Linked DNA regions of Homo sapiens: region 2 is linked to region 1. The links are chromatin contacts, found by POLR2A ChIA-PET in ENCODE. All regions are on one chromosome and are shown on one strand. The core of a region is the stretch at or near the end of the contact, and the rest is flanking DNA. Distances in the headings are between cores, read along the strand shown.

Region 1 (7,363 bases), core at 3,822-6,321:
AAACTGAGGGTCTAAATTTGCAACTAGATAGAGGAATTTAGCAGGAAGTCCAGCTAAAAACAAGACTTCATGGTTTAATAAGTATTGAAAGCACATATACTATATTCTGTCTCTACCGGTTTGGTTAGTTACCGAAACATTGTTCCATATGATAAATAAGTCCAAAGAAGATACAGTCAAAGATGACTATGCAAGACTGTCTAATAAAAAGGCTCCCATTATAGCAATACTGCCTGTTTCTACAGTTAGAAGGTGAATTATCTAATATCTGTATTTAAGATGGTTTGAAAACTCTGCTTTGGAGTCTACATGGATACCTCAGGGTCTATCAAGTTAGTAAGGCCCTAGGCCACCCAACTTTTTCAATAATAGCAGTTCTATTCTTATATTTTACACACTTGGCATGCATGTTTTTTTTTTCCCCCTTCCCTGAGTCGGCTTGCTAGGGAAGCACGTAGAATTTTATTCCAAGAAAGGATTCTGCTGGGGAAAAAGTATTAAAAGCAGGCTGGGCATGGTAGTATGCACCTGCAGTCCCAGATACTTGGAGGCTAAGGCAGGAGGACTGCTTGAGCCCAGGAGTTTAAGGTTAGAGTGAGCTGTGATTGTGCCACTGTATTCCAGCATGGGTGACAGAGCAAGACCCTGTCTCCAAAACAAAAACAAAAACAAAAAATCCCACGTTAAAAGCTGCAGACCACTCTTATTGAGCACAGAGTTTCAAAAGGATTTCCAGAATATGAGAAATAAAATCTATAGTAAGATTATACCTTTACATTACCTACATATTACTTACCTTCTGTACATATATCTCTATATACTTTTGAAGATTATTTCTATATAAATAGAGCACCAAATCATGGACAAAGTCAAATCGATCACACACAATGATAAGTGGTAGCTGATCTGTTAGTTTTGCTTCCTGAAAAAAAGACAAACAAAAGGAAACTTTAAATTTCTTCTATGAGGTATCAAATCTGTGTAACATATGAGAATTTGTTCTACGCTAACAAGAGAGGCTCACACAAACATAGCTCTTCTGTTAAAGAAAGAATGTCCCAATAGTTGAGTGTGTACATCCCAGTTTCAGTAAATTTTTACTAAGCAATACTTAGATTCACACAGCAAGATACCAAGTCTTTCCCATACACACCCTTTACCAAAAAACAAGAGTAACAAATTAAGATACCTGAGCCAGTGGCTCTCAGATGATAAATTCACCATACTGGGACTTTCACTGGTAATAACACTTCTACCGTATTTAAAATCAACTTAATAACTATAGTCACATTGTCAAACATATGGCATAAATGGCTTACATTTGTTTCAAACTAATGATTTTCTATCCCTCCCCACATCCAATCTATACAACCAGCCTCTAATACTCTATTATAACAAAGCCTACAAGGAGCAGCATGATGGTGACCACATGTGGCCATAAGAAAACCCACCCCCTACAAAAAAAAAAACCCAGCATTTAAAGAAAAGATATCTTTAAATTGCCAACTGCTTTTATCATTCCATTACAGATACCAAACTACAATCCTACTTATAGACTGACATAGAAGATGTTATAGACAGGTAAGTAAAACCTGTACTGGGCATTTACCTGATACATGTCCTGTTACATTCCACAGACATAAGGTAGAGCACAAAAAACAACAGTTTCCATCAGGAATTCATTTATACACAGTGAAACATTCCTCAATAAATGATTCCTCTAACACAGTCTACTAGGGAAGCAGAACTAAGTAGGGTAGAACTTTCCCCAGTGATGGCCACTAAGAACATTATTTTCAAGGTTAGAATTAAATGGCTCCTGAGACTAGGGGATATTAGTTACTCGATTATAAATAATACGAAGACTAGTCTATGAAGTGTCCCAAGAACACCAAGGTAAATCTTAATTTTAATATAGCCATCCTAAATTAAAAAATAAAAATGTCTGTAAAGCTGCAGATTTTCCACATTAAGGAAGGTTTTCTAAAATAAGTATTGTTTAACACCATGGAAACTCTGCACTAATAGCTGTTACGATCATTTCTAGAATCTGTCTGCATCTATCTATGTAAAAATTTTAGTATGTCATGTTTTTCCTACTAAATGAACATCAAAAAAGTATGGATCAACACACTAGTCATCTTACCTATACACATATAAAATATTTTTGTTATCTTTATCACTTACAGATAATCTAGGATTACTTATTCTGTTTTCATGCATAGGTGTTAAAATTTCTGTGGCAAATAATTCCACTTTTGTGGAATACTAACTGTATTCCAAAAGAAAATTTCAGATTTAAAAAGTAGACAAAATCTAGGTTATTTTCTTGATTGCTAAAATTTGCACATGATTTTATACATGGTAGAAATGTTAACATTTTAATAATATTAAATTACTTACTAAATGTTTAATTAACCTCCAGTTATAATGGTTAAAGATTTTAAGATCAAACTTGAAATTATATTAGCATAGTCAGAGGTTTTCTTCAACATAAATTTGTTCATTTAACAAATATTTATGAGTACCCAAGTATCAGACTCTGTTCTTAGGTACTGGAGATACAGCAGGGAACAAAGGAAGCAGAGTCCATTCTCTCAAGGAACTTACATTCTAGTGGGAGGAGACGTTTCATAGTGGTGTTATAAAGAAAAACAAGCAAAATGGGGTAGGAATGGGTTCTATTTTACACAAGGCAACCTGAGACATCCTCTCTTCTGACATTCAATCAGAAACCCAAAGAAGGTAAAGGAGAAAGAAGGTCATGAGAGAATAGTAGTACAGGGCACAAGCAAAGGCCCTTCGGCAGGACAAGGTTAGGGGAGTTCCAGGAATAGCTAGCAGGCCAGTGTGGTTGAAGCTAAACCAGGAAAGAAAGAAAAAAAGAAAGGTAGAAAATAAGATCAAAGGTAGCAAGGAGCAGATCATGGGTCTGATGAACAGTTATATGCTTTCTACAGAGAGCTTACAGTTCTACAAACTTAGGGCATGAGTCAAATGATGCTAATGACACAATTTTATCCTGCTCACAGGGTACCTTAAAGGAGAAGTTATGTTCTACCAATCTCTTTATTCCTGGTGGCTAACACACAATTGGCACTTGAATATTCAAGATCAGAGTCAGGGTATTTTTCTTATGACACAGGGTTTACTTACAACACCAGTAAATTATCATGTAGCTAGTACCTCTAAAATTAAGTTTAATAACAGTGATAAGAGGCATCATAACCCTGTACTGGAGGTTAACAAGGAATCTAATAAGTTCACTCTCAACACTGGCATCAGAGGATGAATGTGATAGTTGCATCTTAGTATTGAGCTCCCATGTCAAATTATGTAGACGTAAGACCCTAAATTCACCTCTAATCCTGGCTGGAAGTAAATTCCTTCAAAGAGTCAAGTACAAATTGATATCAAAGAGAAATAAATACTTGCCTGACAGAAATCCCATTTAGGCTGACTCCACCTTTTTCCAAGGCTTATCACTTATCAGTAATAGTTACTGCCTAAACATCTATAGTATACAAGGTACTTGATAAATAAACATAGCTTATGGTTGAAGAAACTGAGGCTGAGGCATATTCATTAACTTGCCTGAGGTAACAGCTAGACATATACTGAATGAACAAACAATGGCTAAGTAGAATTTGAAACAGGTCTGACTGACTCAAAAGCTCATAATCCACATCCACACCCCTACTATATCAGGCTTGTACCCAGTTCACAAGTGTGGAGGGGAAATCTTCATCTGATTAGATCCCATGGGCTATGCAAACCTAAGGCAGTACCATCCTAGTACCCAGAGGATTGTTTTTCATTTCTTTACTAGAGGATTTTTTTTAAAGCTCAAAAATGTGATAATTAAATAATAGCTAATTTCATTTTGCTTTCCATATATATATAACTCAAATATTAAAATCCAAAGCTAAAGAAGTTACAATTTAAGCATAGAAGCTGAGGGCTCAATAAAAACAAAAAGAAATCATTTAAGAATCTGGTAGTATTAACACAGGAACAGAAAACCAAATACTGCATGTTCTCACTAGCAAGTGGGAGATAAATGATGAGAACACATGGACACAGAGAGGAACAACAGACACTGGGGCCTACTGAAGGGTGGAGGATGGGAGGAGGGAGAGGATCAGAAAAAATAACTAATGGGTTGTAGGCTTAATACCTGGATGACGAAACAATCTGTACAACAAACCCCCATGACACAGTTTACCTATATAACAAACCTGCCCACGCACCCCTGAACTTAAAAGCTTAAAAAGAAAAACAAAAAAAAAAACCCAACACCCCCTGCCCCCAAAAGAATCTAGTAGTAGTTTTTTTTGTTGTTGTTTTTTTTAAAGGAAATAGTAATGATACTCAAAGAAGGAAGTGAATCAGTAGTATGGGTACACTAGTCAAGCACAGAGTATCAAATCTTTCTCATTTGGAGGGGTTTTTTGACACCAGAAAGTTTTGGTCCAAACATAGCACAGCTAGGTTACCCAGAATATTCATGATGGCCAAGACATTTTAAAGCTATACTTTTTTGAAAAGTGTATCTTTTAATCTAAAATGTAGAGCAGTTTCAACATTTTGACTACTTCATTACACTAAAACCCCTAAGGGTTTTGCTATTTAATCTAGAGCCCAGGTAGTAAATTCTTCAAAAGAACAATCTGCCAATGCAACCACACACACAAATGATGATAATCTGGGAGTAGGAAAAGCCTACTTTCTATACTGTGTTCTACAAAAACATTTTGGTTTTACTTGTAATGTAAAATTCTTCCAAGACAAAAAATACTTCAGAACTTTCTATAAAGTCTCAGGAATCATTATATATATATATAGTGTACACACACACACATAATAGGCAGTGAGAGAGCAGTAATCTAAGTGTTCTGTAGTTTTCCTAGCCTTTTATAGATAGCTATCAATTTTAAAGCTTTATTTCCATCACAAAGTAACTGGCAGTTACAAGAATAAAGCTAAAGCTAAGTTAAACATTAAACAAAATTAACTGCCCTTAGGGATGTTCTAGAGTTCAGAATCTCTCAACCATTACTCCTCCCTGCAACACAGGTGGTCCTTACTCCTCTCTAACTGATTTAATGTGTCACAAAGCTGAGCGTTTTGTTTGATCTTACCTTTATGAATTATATATGAATAACAATATTTTAGTTTCTAGAGTTGAGCAAACTTGATGAAAGAGGTAAACCTATACATTCCTTAGACAACAGATCCCTTTGCCTACAATAGAGGCTCCTCAAAATGGTATGAAGAGCAAGCTGATGTTAATATTCAAAAGCCTAAATGATTCTAAAATGACATTGAAAGTATACAACCACTTTTCTAAATTTTTCCATCCAAAATTAAAATAAAGGAAATTCCTTTGAAATAGTGCTATTTTTTTTTTCTTCTTTTAAACAGATGGTCATTCTTACTCACCAATTTCCTTCCGTATTTCAAAGGAAACCACAGAATATTATGTTTGGAAGAAATAATCCAGCACACAACTTAAGAATGCTAACAACTTCACATTTAGGGAAAAAATATTTTTGAACTATGACCAAACCCTTGTAGAACTGCTAACCTGGAATCCAACCAGAAAACACATTACTCAAAACCACTTACCTTAAGAAAATTCTTGACTCGCTCAGGATCGTAGCAGTTGCTTTCTCTACAGATTCTTTCTACTTCTTTGATTTGCCCAGTCTTGCAAGCTGCCTGAATATATTTAAAGTGCACATCTGGGTCCTGGCTAAAGTTAACAATGGATCCCAGAAAATAAAAGAGACCTTAAAGAAACAAGTAATTACAATTAAGCATAGGCACACTTTTGAGAATGACTGAAAAACATTTATGTAATTAAAAAACTGTTATATTGAATACTCCCAAATATAAGTTGGTTGCTTAAAAAGCGCGATAAAAATACTAACTATTCCATTAATCAGATCAGTAAAATGGATTGCACTTTAATCCTGAAGAATAGACAATTCAACCCAATGTTTCCTTTTTTTCTTTTTTATTGAGGCAGGTCTCTGTCACCCAGGCTGGAGTGCAGTGGCACGATCATAGCTCACTGCAGCCTCAAACTCCTGGGCTCAAGCAATCCTCCCACCTCAACCTCCTAAGTAGCTAGAACTACAGATGCATGCCACCATGCCAGGCTAATTTTTAAGAAAATTTTTGTAGAGATGGTGTCTTGCTATGCTAGCCAGGCTGGTCTTGAATTTGTGGCCCCAAGCACTTGGCCTCCCAAAGCACTGGGATTATTAAAGGCATACACCATTGTGCCCCTATATGGGAAATTTTAAATGAAGACCCCAATACCTGGTGTTTTTCAATATGCAATTTATAGGAAACATACAAAATAATTTGGGAAGAATTTAGTGCAGTATTGTCCAGAAGAACTTTCTGCAATGATGAAAATCTTATCTTTGCCTTCCAATATAATAGCCACTAAACACATGTGGCTATTAAGCACTTGAAATGTGGCTAGAGTGACTGAATAACTAAATATTAAATTTTATTTCACTTTAATAACTTTCAATGTAAATAGCTACTATATGTGGCTAGTGACTGTACTAAACAGTGTAAATTTAGTGCACAGTTAACATTTTGAAACTGGGAAAATTAAGAAAAAATTAAGAAAACTACTAGACTCTCTTACCCCTTCTCAATAGAGTACTACTAGTACAGAGAGGAGAGAAAGGCAGTTGGGGACCAGAAGTTAGACACCCAACAGTGATTACGTTAGTACCCTGTATAGCAGTGGTTCTCAACTGAGGTGATTTTCCTCACAGGTGACACTGGCAATGTCTGAAGACATTTTTGGTTGTCACAACTGGTGGAGCTGACGCTACTGGAATCTAGTGGGTAGAAACCAGGAATGCTGCTGAATATTCTACTAAATATTCTACATGTACAGGAACACCCCTCTACAATGATTATCCAGCCCTAAATGTCTATAGTACTAAGGTTAAGAAATCCTGCTAAATAGCAACAAATCACAAAATGCCCTTAGTGAGAATCACCTGCTATTATAAGAGTCAGACATATAAGCATAAAATTTTATTATACCTGATCATTAGTACAGACTGAGTATCCCTTATCCAAAATACTTGAGACCAGACGTGTTTCAGATTTTGAACTTTGGAATATTCGCATTATAATTACCTGATCAGCATCCCTAATCTGAAAATCCGATTTCTGAAATGCTCCAACAAGCATTTCCTTTGAGCGTTATGTTGGTGCTCAAGAAGTTTTGGACTTTGGTGCATTTTGGATTTTCAGATTAGGGACACTCAACCTGTATTTTCATTTTATACAATTTCAACACCACTACATATTTTTCTCTTAAAATTCT
Region 2 (7,363 bases), core at 3,572-6,071, 92 kb before region 1:
AAGAATTTTGTAAAATAAACTTAAGCAAACCACAAAAAGAATAACTGGAACAACTGAAAGTAAAATTGCCATATACGATCATACAGCCTGATACGTTCACTATAATAAGGCTTGGTTTATATTAAGAAATGTCTGACCTTACTTTAGTTAGCATTATAATAACTCAGAAAATGAAATGAGTTCTCTAAGAACATAATATTTTCTTGTTGTTGTTGAGATGTAGTCTCGCTCTGTAGCCCAGGCTGGAGAGCGGTGGCGGGTCTCGGTTCACTGCAACCCCTACTTCCTGGGTTCAAGCAATTCTCATGCCTCAGCATCCCCAGTAGCTGAGATGACAGGTATGCGCCACCACGCCCGGCTAATCTGTGTATTTTTAGTAGAGGCAGGGTTTCACCATGTTGACCAGGCTGATCTCGAACTCCTGGCCTCAAGTGATCTGCCTGCCTTGGCCGCCCAAAGTGCTGAGATTACAGGGATGGCCACCAGGCCCAGCCAGAGCACAGTATTTTAATCTAAAAGTAAGACATACGGGAGGATCACTTGAGCCCAGGAGGTTGAAGCTGCAATGAGCCGAGATGGCGCCATTGCACTCCAGCCTGGGCAACAGAGCAAGGCCCTGTCTCAGTAAATAAATATATAAATAAATAAATGCATACATACATATACACACACACAATTTTTATTTGCCAAATAAATAAAAGTAAAATTTTAAATTAAAAAAAGTAAGACATATGACATTTACCAATCTAATATTTATATATAACTATATATTACCAATCTAATATTTATATATATTTTATATAACTCTTAGATAAATTCTAAAAGTTTATCAGGTATAGAAATACTAGAACAAATTTTATAATGTAGTATACAGTTGACCCTTGAACAACATGGATTTGAACTGTGCCAGTACAAGTGATAATGGGTGTGCCTCTCATGGCTCCCCATCTACCTCCTCCACCTCCTTTGCCTGTGCCACCCCTAAGACAGCAAGACCAACCCCTTCTTTCCCTCCGCCTCCTCCTCAGCCTCAGCCTCTTCAACATGAAAATGGAGTGGAAATGATGATCCGTTTCCACTTAATTAATAATAAATATATTTCCTTTCCCTTATAATTTTCTTTGTAATATGGTATACAATACTGTATTAACACATACAAAATATGTGTTAATCTACTATTTATCATTAAGGCTTCCGTTCAACAGTAGGCTATTAGCAGTTAAGTTTTTGGGGAGTCAAAAGTTATATGTGGATTTCCTACTGCACAGGGGGTTGGCACCCCTAACCCACACATGGTTCAAGGCTCAACTGTGGTTCCATCATCTGTACTCCCTTGCCCTGCTGGAGTCTACTTGGCCTCAGTTGCTTTGTGATACATATGGTTCATGCCTTTCTTCTCAATGCCATTCATGAATAGGAGATGCTCTAAAAGGTTTCTTTTGCCTTGGAAGTAGGTAGCTGGTTACTGACTGAATCATTTACTGACAAGGAATATGTTTAGATTCCATTTCAATAAGGTACACACACTATCAAGATGGTGAGGTTAGTTTTAAACAAATATGAAAATGCATATCTTACCCACATGCAGGCTTCAATCCTAACTTTTGAGATGATACTCCACAAAGAAATGGTTCCTTCAGTGCCCTCTTCATCTGGACAAATAATCTGATCAGGATAGGGTGGTTCGGGAAAATTAACTGAATTGCATTCATAAGCAGCTAATGTAACTGAGGCTATATGTGGACCCTATAAAACAAATACAAGAAACTTCTGATAAGAACTATTAAAAAATTATCAATACACATTATTTTAAAAATATATTAATTACTGTGTAAGAAAAATCTTAGCTTTCAAAGAACAAAAATAATTCTAAATAATTTCAAGATGCAGTTAGTAATATGAAGAAAATAATCCTTCCCAGAATCTCTTCCTGGTTGACTTAAAAAAAAATCAGATTTATTGAGGTAAAATTTACACATAATGAGTCACTTATTTGAGGTCTACATTTCAATTAGCTTTGACGAACATATTCAGCCATATAACCACACCAATCAAGATACAGAACATTTCCATTACTGCAAAAATGATCCCTTGGCCAGGCACAGCAGCTCATGCCTGTATTCCCACCACTTTGGGCGGCTGAGCCAGGATGACTGCTTGAAGCCAGGAGTTCAAGACCAGCCTGGGCTACAAAGCAAGACCTCATCTCTACAAAAATTTAAAAAATTAGCCATGCATTGTGGCATGTGCCTGTAGTCCCAGCTACTCAGGAGGTAGGAGGCATTGCTTGAGCCCAGGTGTTGGAGGCTGTAGTGGGCTATGATTGTGCCACTGCACTCCAGTCTGGACAACGGAACAAGGCCCCATCCCTTATAAAAAAAAATCCCTTGTGTTCCTCTGTGGCCAATTCCCTCCCTCAAGTCCTAGTCCCCGGCAACCACTGATCTAATTCCTTGCTTGACTTTTATTTTATTTATCTATATTTCTCATTTGTTAGATAATTCCTTTTATTAAAAAAAACTTCCTGAGCCACTGTTCTTTTAGGCACAATTTGAGAATATCACTTTACGTCCTTACTTAAAAACAGCTGGTGATCTACCACCTCATGTAACCTTTCCCAGTGAGATCATAAAGCAAAAATGTAACTGTGAAACCAGTATCAATGAGTTTTACACAATGGTTCCTAAAAGCACAAGATGAGGTGTCTGCATACTAGGGAGTTGGTTAAAATATAAATTCCTGGGTCCCTTAAGCATAGGTTGATAGATGTCCTCTAGCATACAGTAACTAGCAGCCATCAGCTATTATGAAGATAAATACTTTATTTGTAGAATAAAATTATTTACATATATATACACGAGATTTTATTACTAATTATATTGTGCAAGTATTTCTGAATCTGAAGGTTTCTATTAAAGATTTCTCCAATGATTTTTCATAAATGAGACAGTCCCACAGAAAAGTAAGTGGGCTCTGTGTATAAGAAAGTATTTTAAGATCACTTGATGAAAGAATCTGTGGTTCAAAGTACATAAAATCTAGTGATAAAAATAAAACTAAGACATTCTACTATCAAGATAATAAAATTTTGTTTGATGTTAATATACAAAGTTGTTCACACATATGTGATATTTATCTCTAAATAGAATCGGCATTTTCTGTTAAAATAATACCTAAAAAATGAAATCCTTGGAACTGAATCAGTTAATTATTAGTTTTTTCTGGATCAAAAAAATCGATGTGAAGTTTTAGCCTTTGTTCCTCTTTTTGGGGACTTTTAATTCTTGGAAATGCAGAAATATTAAAGTATTAAAATAATTATATAAGATTTTGAAAATACTTTGACTACTTAGGTTTTTGAAAACTTATGATTAACCATGAAATCTACAATCATTTCTTTAAATGCCAGGTGCACACAAGAGATTTCACACTTGGGGGAAAAAAGAATTATTTTGTGATACTACAAAAAAACCCCAAAGTTTGTGATATTCAGAATAACTGCATAGTTTGTGAAACATTTCTCCTCATACAATTATAGCTATCAGACATAATTAAAAAAAAAAGAAGAAATCAGCTGTAACTTCCACCTTTACTATTAGAAAACACAAAAGAGACATATGAATGCCAATAAGTGAAAAAGAAGAAAATTTAAGAGTTTGTCCATGCTGTCCCCATGTTACTGTCCTCTTTGGCTACAGGTAGTCTACAGCTAAAGTTAGAAATGAATTTCAAGTGAACAAAAATAAATTGCTCTGGGAGCTAAAATAATGAGATTTCTGGGATAGATAGGAAAGAAAAAGCTATATTTGCATTCCAGAAATATAAAAAATGTATCCTAACAGATTAAACACATTATCCAATAAAATAAAAGTTCTTTATAGTTTTCATTTTTAGTTATTCTGAAAAGGGAAATTTTCAACAATCTGATTTGAGAATGTTTTTTCAAGTCTCTGATTTGAGAATTCTTTCTTCTAAAGAAGTCTGTTCATTCACTCAACTAAACTGACATATATTTTCCATAACCACACTAGTAAGTCATGATTACTCAGCCTTTGAGGCAGATGTGGTGGTTCCCAGACAAAATGAACATTAACAACTCAGTTTCTTGTCCTTTGTTCATAGTTTAAACTATATTAAGTGATAGGAAACCTCACAAGTTCTATTCAACATTTTAGCTTAATGGTTTTTAAATATAACCGATTTGAATGAAAAAATATGTTTATATGAAAAATTCAAATAAAAAAATTTTTGATTAAAAGTTTTAAAAGTTACACATAATTCAAACTACTTTTAAAGTATATTTTCTAAAAACTACAAGTCTCACTACAATGTAGCAAATATGAGTCACATTTTTAACCATACTAAACAAAGAAACAAGAGGGTAAAGACCCAAACAGCTATAGTATTAATTGAAAAGCCTAACTGGATAAAACCTGCCACAGGATATAAAATTTATATATTTACTGAGCAGCAGGTTCCAACTCTTGTGGGAGCATGGGTTAGGGATCCTGGTCTATGGCTGAAGGTTTTCTGTCTCACGGCGGATGAAGTAACGGATACTAGACTTTCATTTCTATAGCAAACAATTAGAAAACTGGACAAAATATATGGGACAATTCTTTTTAGACATTGTACTACAGGCAGTACAGGGCTTTGATTACTAAGAGAAGGGATAAAAATGAAGAAACCATACATTGACTCTGGCTTCTTGTCTGTAGACACATTCCATGCCTGCCAAAAATTCCATGGTCAAAAGAGCAAGAGCCCAAACAAAGCATGTTGCTCCTGCCGAGTTGAGAATGAGATTGGGGTTCACGAGTTCAGGATTCAAGAAGGCTGAGGCAGTCAGAATTTATGAGGCAGTATACCAGAAAAGAGAAAGCTACACAGAGAAGGAACTCTAGAAATCTGCACAGGGGTCCCCTTCAGACTCTGGCACACAAAGCTGCATTGCATGCTAAGGTGAGACCACAAGTCCAGGCAAAGAACTACAAGAACTACTGGGAAAAGAATAATTACTGGGGATTTGTAAACTGACCAATTCCCAGAGTTCACACAGGCCTGGGAAACATTTGTGATCAACCAGCTAGAGTAGAGAGACTCAGCATTCAACCCAGAAAGGTCATGCCTGGGTAGGTACGACCTTTCCTTCTGGTCCTAAGGTGAAAGCTACTCTAGTCTGACCCTAACAGGGTTTAAAACAAGTCTTAAAAAGATCAAGCTGATCCACAGGTAACTTAATTGTCCCCTTCACCCTCCCCCCACATCAATGTTCTATAGTGGAAGACAAAATCCATACAATCAACAATTTAATACTACATATCTAGCATTCAATTAAAAATTACTAGCACTCAATATAATATTACTAGATATGCGAAGCAGCAAATTATAACTCATAACCAAAAGAAATATTGCTCAATAGAAACAGACCCAGATTTGATGAAAAGTATCAATCCACAGACTTAAGAAACTGAACAAATCCAGTCAGGATCGACACAAAGAAAATAAAACACATGGGCTGGGTGCGGTGGCTCACGCCTGTAATCCCAGCACTTTGGGAGGCCAAGGTGGGTGGATCATGAGGTCAGGAGTTCGAGACTAGCCTGGCCAACATGGTGAAACCTGTCTCTACTAAAAATACAAAAAATTAGCCGGGCATGGTGGCAAGTGCCTATAATCCCAGCTACTGGGGAGGCTGGGGCAGGAGAATCGCTTGAACCCAGGAGGCAGAGGGTGCGGTGAGCTGAGATCTCAACACTGCATGCCAGCACAAAAAAGAAAAGAAAAGAAAACATATAGGCCGGGCATGGTGGCTCACGCCTGTAATCCCAGCGCTTTGGGAGGCCAAGGTGGGTGGATCATGAGGTCAGGAGATTGAGACCATCCTGGCTAACATGGTGAAACCCCATCCCTACTAAAAATACAAAAATTAGCTGGGTATGGTGGTGCGCACCTGTAATCCCAGCTACTCGGGAGGCTGAGGCAGGGGAATGGCTTGAATCCGGGAGGCGGAGATTGCAGTGAGCCGAGATTGCGCCACTGCACTCCAGCCTGACGTCAGAGCAAGATGCCATCTCAAAAAAAGAAAAAAGAAAATAGAAAATAAAACATAATCAAACTGCTAAAAATCATCACAATCATGTCATAATGAAATTGCTATAATTCAATGACAAGAGGAAAAGTCTTAAAAACAATAGAGTAGATAAAAATAAAACATCTACAGGGAAAAATAGGTCAGACTTTTCATCAGAAATAATGCAAACCACAGGACATCAGAATTACTTCTTTAAAATGTCAAAGAAAAAAATACCTGTGAATCTGGGAGCTAGGGAAAATATATTTCAAAAAAATATATTTCAAAACAGTACTGTGGATTTACGACATATGAGGAAGTAAAATATACAAGAAGTAAAATGTATGACAACTAAAGCATAAATTATAAATTATGGGAGGAGGAAATGAAGAACACTATTATAAGGTTGTTATATTTTATACAAAATGAGAAAACAATACTTCATTGTTCACCCTGTAAGTTAATGGAGCATATTGCAAACCTTAGGACAACCACTAATTTTTTTTTTCTTTTTTTTTTTTGAGAAAGGGTCCTACCCTGTTGCCCAGGCTGGAGGGCAGTAGTGTGATCACAGCTCAGTGGAGTCTTGACTGCCCAGGCTCATGAGATTCTACCTCAGCCTCCCGAGTAGCTGGGACCACAGGCATGCATCACTACACCTAGCTATACCACTAAAAATTTTAAAAGAAGTAGAACAAACAAGCAAATAAATTCAATACCAAAAAAAAAAAAAAAAAAAACACCAAAAAACAAAACAAAACAAAACAAAACAAAAAAATCCTCAGTCCAAAAGAAGGCAGAGAAAAAAGAAAAAGGAATGAAAAATTAGATATGACAAACAGTTTGAGGGTAGACTTAAACCCAATCATATTGATAACTACATTAATTGCAAATGGACCAAATGTATAAATTCAGGCAGACACTGTCACACTGGATTAGTACACGCTGTCTATAAGAAACCCACTTTAAATATTAAGAACCCAGAAAAGAAAGAGTAAAGAAATGGGAAAAGAAAAACCATTTAAAAAATCCATAAAAAAGATAAAGTAGCTAAATTGATATTAGACAAAGTAGATTTAATGACAAAGAATATTAACAGAGATTCATAGGAACAAATGATAAAAGGTCTAATTCTCAGGAAGTCAGACCAATTCTAAATGTGTATACAACCAATAACAGAGTGTGAAAATACATAAAGCAAAAACTGACAGAACACAGAAATGAACAAATCCCCAATTATAGCTAGAAATTTCTTTATTTTATTTTTTTTGAGACAGAGTCTCACTCTGT

Evidence for each region. ChIA-PET counts read pairs that join two places held with the same protein, here RNA polymerase II (POLR2A).
Region 2: POLR2A ChIA-PET joins it to region 1 with 11 read pairs in activated T-cell. The contact joins two enhancer-like sites. POLR2A ChIA-PET finds 5 or more read pairs at or near these places in 4 of 52 experiments (BJ, Caco-2, PC-3 and 1 more).

Annotation. Positions count from the first base shown.
Region 1 is chr17:59,667,206-59,674,568 of GRCh38, reverse strand. It overlaps CLTC (clathrin heavy chain), which reads right to left. Exons shown (of 32, transcript NM_004859.4): 14 at 5,629-5,792; 15 at 797-922. Among named protein-coding and RNA genes, the nearest start is that of PTRH2, 37 kb to the left of the region's middle. Within about 2 kb of position 5,071, at least 6 of the 41 ENCODE cell types and tissues checked have a DNase peak (open chromatin) inside an H3K27ac peak, as active enhancers do; they include PC-3, where a contact is called at or near this core.
Region 2 is chr17:59,759,354-59,766,716 of GRCh38, reverse strand. It overlaps VMP1 (vacuole membrane protein 1), which reads right to left. Exons shown (of 12, transcript NM_030938.5): 6 at 1,579-1,746. Among named protein-coding and RNA genes, the nearest start is that of VMP1, 55 kb to the right of the region's middle. Within about 2 kb of position 4,821, at least 7 of the 41 ENCODE cell types and tissues checked have a DNase peak (open chromatin) inside an H3K27ac peak, as active enhancers do; they include PC-3, where a contact is called at or near this core.